2 separate regions of the Homo sapiens genome follow, and region 1 is linked to region 2. The links are chromatin loops, found by intact Hi-C in ENCODE. Cell type or tissue: IMR-90. All regions are shown on one strand. Each heading gives the region's core, and the rest is flanking DNA. Links, peaks and the distances in the headings are about the cores only.

Region 1 (2,807 bases), core at 161-2,660, 570 kb after region 2:
TTTTTTCTTCCACAGAGAGGAAGAACCACAGAAGTATAATACAGAAACCCACTTCTGACTTCCACCTCAAAATTCTAAATATAGTACCTTTATGAGGTGTCTTACTTCTGAGCCAACTTGATTCTTACACAGCCTATCCCATTTTGTTCTGGTTCATTGTGGGTCTAAGGGCAATATTTTTTTTTCTGCCATAAACTGCTTTCTTGCACTGTTACTTTTACAAATCACATTAGCTAAAAATACTGCATTTTATTCTCTTATATCATTCTCTCTCTAAGGCAGGATACTTCACTCTTCACTGTATTTTTATAACTCTCATCTGGTATTTTTTTATGTCTGTTTTCTGCACTTATCTCCATCAAGTTTAGATAACAGTCACCAACTTCTTGATGACTCTAAGCTTTTACTGAACTTTGGGAGATTACATCTATGTAAGGTTCGATGTACTCTACTAATTAAAGATCTCTTTCTATTGCTTCCAGCAGTTTTCATTCCTTGAGATTAAGCCAATAGTTGCAAGGGTGGTGAGATTCAGGGCAGTGATAATTCTCAACTACTCTAAAGCAAGATTGCTCCTTTTTCTCAGTCCTGGTTTTGGGCCAGGTGCGGTGGCTCACACCTGCAACCCCAGCACTTTGGGAGGCCAAAGTGGGCAGATTACTTGAGGTCAACAGTTCAAGACCAGCCTGGACAACATGGTGAAACCCTGTCTCTACTAAAAATACAAAAATTAGCCAGCCATTGTGGTGCGCACCTATGGTCTAAACTACTTGGGAGCTGAGACAGAAGAATAGCTTGAACTCTGGAGGCAGAGGCTGCAGTGAGCTGAGATCGCACCACTGCACTCTAGCCTGGATGACAAAGCAAGATTCCATCTCAAAAGAAAAAAAAAAAAAAGAATGACCATTAACTTCATTCTATCCCTTACATGCAACATTCTTGCTCCATCATTTCTTTTTATGATGTTGGCCTAATGATTTAGTATTTAAGTTTTCTTTACAAACTGGATAACAATTAACAATTTTATAGCAAAGCAGGGGCTCTCCCAACTCAGAACCACTGCTCGCTCACTCTTATCCGTAGAATCAATTCAGGATGCTTAGTGTAGCTGTCGCTGGCTGTTTCACTGACCTATCTCTTGCCGACAGCTCCCTCAAAACTATCTCCCCACCTCCCACACATACTTGAAAGGGAACTAATGTTTATGCTTTCAATATTATTTAAGTATATATTTTAATTATTTCAAATCATTTAGTATTTTACTGGTGAAGGACGAAGGCTCAAGTTCTATCTTGTCCTCGGCTACACATGCAGTAAATGACAAAGCCATCTTACCAAAGTCGGGAGTCTGCATTTCCTAAGCACCTCACTGACATCCTGCAACTTGGCTTACAAACTTCCCTCAGCTCAAAACGCCTCTCAAACACCCCCTTCTGGTGAGCACTTACAGACTCTCTCATGTCCAGCTCAGAGTCTTCTCTTAGTAGCTTTTTATGGCCACCCTGAGACAAAATTAACTGTTGCCCCATGTGTGTATCCGTGGTCTCCTGCATAGTTTTATTAGAGGAAACATGCAAATACACTATTCCTCTGCTCACCCCACTGACCTACAGCTCCTTGGCAGTAGGGCTTTTATTTTTGTTTGCTTGGGTTTTTGTTCTGAGACAGGGTCTTACTCTGTCACCCAGGCTAGAGTGCAGTAGCGCAATCTTGGCTCACTGCAACCTCCGCCTCCCAGACTCAAGTAATCCTCCCACCTCAGCCTCCTGAGTAGCTGGGACTACAGGTACATGCCACCATGCCCAGCTAATTTTTGTATTTTTTGTAGAGATAAGGTTTCATCATGTTGCCCAGGCTGGTCTTGAACTCCTGAGCTCAAGCGATGCACCTGCCTTGGCCTCCCAAAGTACTGGGATTAGAGGCATGAGCCACCATGCCTAGTCTGGGCCTTTATTTTTAATTCTCAGGACTGACTATAGTTTTTGACACATTGTAGGCACTCAACATTCAACATCCAATAAATGAGTGTTGGACCTAATCTAGATAGCTACTACAATTATTAATGAAAAGGAAAGAGCTCTGAGGGAACATGCTTCCATCCATATGCGTCATCTATAATATACTGATAGTGATAAAAACTGAGTGTATAGTGAAACCGTGGTAAATATATCACTATATAGCATTTTTATCTTAACACAGAGGTTCTTTTAAAAGCTTCTGAGGATGGCTTATCAGTACTTCATAAGCAAGAGACTACTAGCATGCAGGCAATTTACAAATAAACATAATTCTAATTTTCACAGCTAAACAATTGAGAAGGGTCATAGGATCCTTAAAAACTGTTTATGAAAAATAGCTCCTGCCTCAAATAGCTCACATGGATCTACTGGGGGAAGCATTGGTGACAGGAGTAAAATTAACATGTTGCCAACCTACCAATGTGCTTTTCTTGGATGTTGTCACCTATTAACATCAAATCACCTATACTTGTTTATATTTGATTATGGTTTTTGAAAACACATTTTTGTGTTTGTTTTTTACTTATAAGATTAAAACACATCAAAACATTTGCTAGAAGAATTGTCTTTTTTTTTTTTACTGTGATAACACTTAAGATACATACTCTTAAGAAAATTTTAAGTGCACTAGATAATATTGTTAACTGTACACACATTACACAGATCATCTCTAGAACTAATAGTTCATCTTCCATAACAAACTTTATATCTGTCAGACAGAAACTCTCTATTCATCCCTGCCCCCATCACTATCCCCTGGTAATGACCATTCTACTTTTTTGAATTTGA
Region 2 (2,807 bases), core at 282-2,781:
ACTCACACAGAAACATTTATTTTCAGACATCATTTAAGGAAGGCAACACCTGAAAGATGGAAGGGCTCAGTGCAAACTTCCAGGGTGCTATTTTTGAAAATGCAGAAACTCCCAGTTTGGAAATATTTTCTTAAAAATTTCCCCATCATTATTAGCACTTCTGCCAAATAATCACTAACTAAAAATATTCCCTCCTTGATAATGCACAGATAAGGTCTCTGCACTGAGGAGGAACAATAAAGGAAGGTGATGAATTGCAAATCAATCATAATTTATGCAGATACTCTACTGAAAATCACATTCATCACCTTTTCCAAATAGCGCCACATGAATTTCCTGAAGTACAAGAAGTCTATTTTCATAAATTAGACCTTAATTTCTTTCTCTCATCAATATATTTTTATGCCAAAAAGTTAAATAGTAAACAATACAGCTGAGGAAGAAATTATGAACTAGAAGAACATGAAACATGGTATTCAGAAGGAAAAAAAAATAGTCAAATATATTTTCTATGGCCTTTGCTTTGTGTTAAAGTGTGTGTTTTTTCCCCAAAGGATTATGTGATGTAATTGGTACTAGTTGGATGATGAATATAAACAAAAAATGCCAAATTATCACAAGATGCCTTTGGGAAAAAAAAAAACCTGTAACTGATGCTACAGTGTACCCTGCCAGTATTTTTGAAAGCAAAACTGTACTAGTTCATTTTTACACTGCTATGAAGAAATACCCATAGCTGGGTAATTTATAAAGAAAAAGAGGTTTAATGGACTCACAGCCCCACATGGTGGGGGAGACCTCACAATCATGGTGAAAGGCAAAGGAGAAGCAAAGGCACATCTTACATGGTGGCAGGCAAGAGGCCATGCGCAGGGGAGCTGCCCTTTATAAAACCATCAGATCTTGTGAGACTTACTCACTATCACAAGAACAGCACGGGAAAAACCCGCTCCCATGATTCCCACCAGGTCCCTCCCACGACACATGGGGATTATGGGAGCTACAATTTGAGATGAGATTTGGGTGGGAACACAGCCAAACCATATCAACAATCATAACAGCAATCAGCCAGCTAAGACCAATGACCATCCAGCAAGACTCACTTGCTATTTCTCTGTGTTATCTATGTCAAATGGCACCTTTTTTCTTAGCATCCCGTTTGTAGAAGAGCAGACACAGAGAATGTTTCACAGGTCCCCATTCTGGGGATTATTGGCTGGGTATTTAAATATACTTTTCTTAGGCTGGGTTCCTCTAAAGCAAACCCTGAAGACAAGACTTTGAAGGCAAGTAGTTGATTTAGAAGGTAATTGCAGAAATCACCACTAGTGGAGTGAGGAAGTAAGATCGGGAGGGAAGAAAATGTGTGTTATTAAACATGTGATTGCTGTGGGCAAGAGGGACTCCGTTTCACTGGGAAACACTATAGATACGTTTCCCAGTTATTCCTCCACAAGAGCAAAGGAGCCTGGGTACTTACTCACCAACTTCCATGAGTCATTCTGATAACTGCTACCAAGGGGTGACGGGGTAGGATGTGGGCTGGGAGATTAAATTCCTAGCACTTTCAGGCTAGTTTGCACTGCACAAACACGAAGTAGACACCAGTGACTAGAAAAAGACAACAGCCAGAATGTAATAGTATTTAAAGATGGAAGCCAGGGGACAATGTGTAGAGGAATAGTCCTATCCGAGGAATAGTCCTATCCAAGGAATACGGGCAGTACACTGCAACAGGGCCCTTTTAAGGTGAGATATTTAGAAACCTGGGTCAATGCTTGTCTCCATGCCAATGCAGTTACCCACTCCCTCTCAGCCCCAGCCACTCTACGATAAAGTCTTAATGAACATCAGAGGGACGTTTCAGGGCCTGCTTTGTGACGCACATCACCCCTTAGACTACTCCAGTGCTCACTGATGTCCCAAATAACAAGTCCTCTAAATTATTGGTGGTTTGGTCTAATTATCTGCTGAAAGCATTCAAAACCATTGGGTATCCCTGAAGGAGAAAGTCACAATGCTGCATAAGAAGAAACAACGCCTGCAACGGATAACTTATTTGCTGTCATATGATCCTATAGCATCCTACAGATCTCCTTCCATTAGCATCCATCACATCTGTAATTATTTCCTTTTCATTATCTGTCTTCCCTGAGTGACCATAAACCCAATGAAGCCAGAGACCATGCATGATTATTCATTCACAGCTCTACTCCCTGTGTCTAGCTCATAGTAGGGAGTCACTCAATACTTCTGAATATGAAAACAAGTGAATGAATTAAGATTATTACCGTCATCCAGCAGGCAAAATGGATTACATAGCTAAGGGTCTGTTCTTCTGAAGTACCTTCTTATAAAGGATAAAAAAAGGTGCTCCTTCTTCCAGGCAGATGAAGCTCTGAGCCAGAGCTCATTGCTTAACCAAAGCATTGCAGCTCAAATTCAGCTCCTGCTCACCCATTGGCAAGGTGCCTGCGGTAGTTTTAAGAGCCATCAACAAATATTTCTAGCTTGTCTTCTTCCTGCTGAATGAAAAGTTTGCCCTTCCCTGCTCCCTTGAAATTAGATGTGGCCATGTGGCTTGCCATGGCCAATGAAGGAAAACAGATATGATCCCATTCTAGGTGGAAGCCTTTATGAGTTCGTGCACAATTTACCATATTTGTTTCTTTCTGCCATGACAACCAGCAAGATCGCAGATGGCAGACAGTGATCGGCCTATATTCTTAAAAGGAAGAGACATATACACAGTACCTAGCTAACCCACAAAAGGCATATGATATGTTTTGGCTGTGTCCCCACCCAAA

What was found. Hi-C counts contacts between places; a loop is a spot of excess contacts. Peaks named below come from ENCODE experiments on the same cell type or tissue, not always from the same donor. Only the 100,000 strongest peaks of a DNase experiment are listed, where the experiment ranks them.
Region 1: it touches region 2 in a loop (2.6-fold over the local background); 2 of 110 quality-filtered maps call a loop at or near these places.

The regions. Positions count from the first base shown.
Region 1 is chr3:60,430,333-60,433,139 of GRCh38, forward strand. All of the region lies in intron 5 of FHIT (fragile histidine triad diadenosine triphosphatase), which reads right to left. Among named protein-coding and RNA genes, the nearest start is that of MIR548BB, 190 kb to the right of the region's middle. In IMR-90, for the core only: a CTCF peak has its summit at 1,418; no DNase peak of the experiment used is centred there.
Region 2 is chr3:59,861,383-59,864,189 of GRCh38, forward strand. All of the region lies in intron 8 of FHIT (fragile histidine triad diadenosine triphosphatase), which reads right to left. The region is part of intron 2 of LOC105377113 (a long non-coding RNA gene); the gene reads left to right. Among named protein-coding and RNA genes, the nearest start is that of MIR548BB, 760 kb to the right of the region's middle. In IMR-90, for the core only: no CTCF peak of the experiment used is centred there; a DNase peak (open chromatin) is centred at 1,499.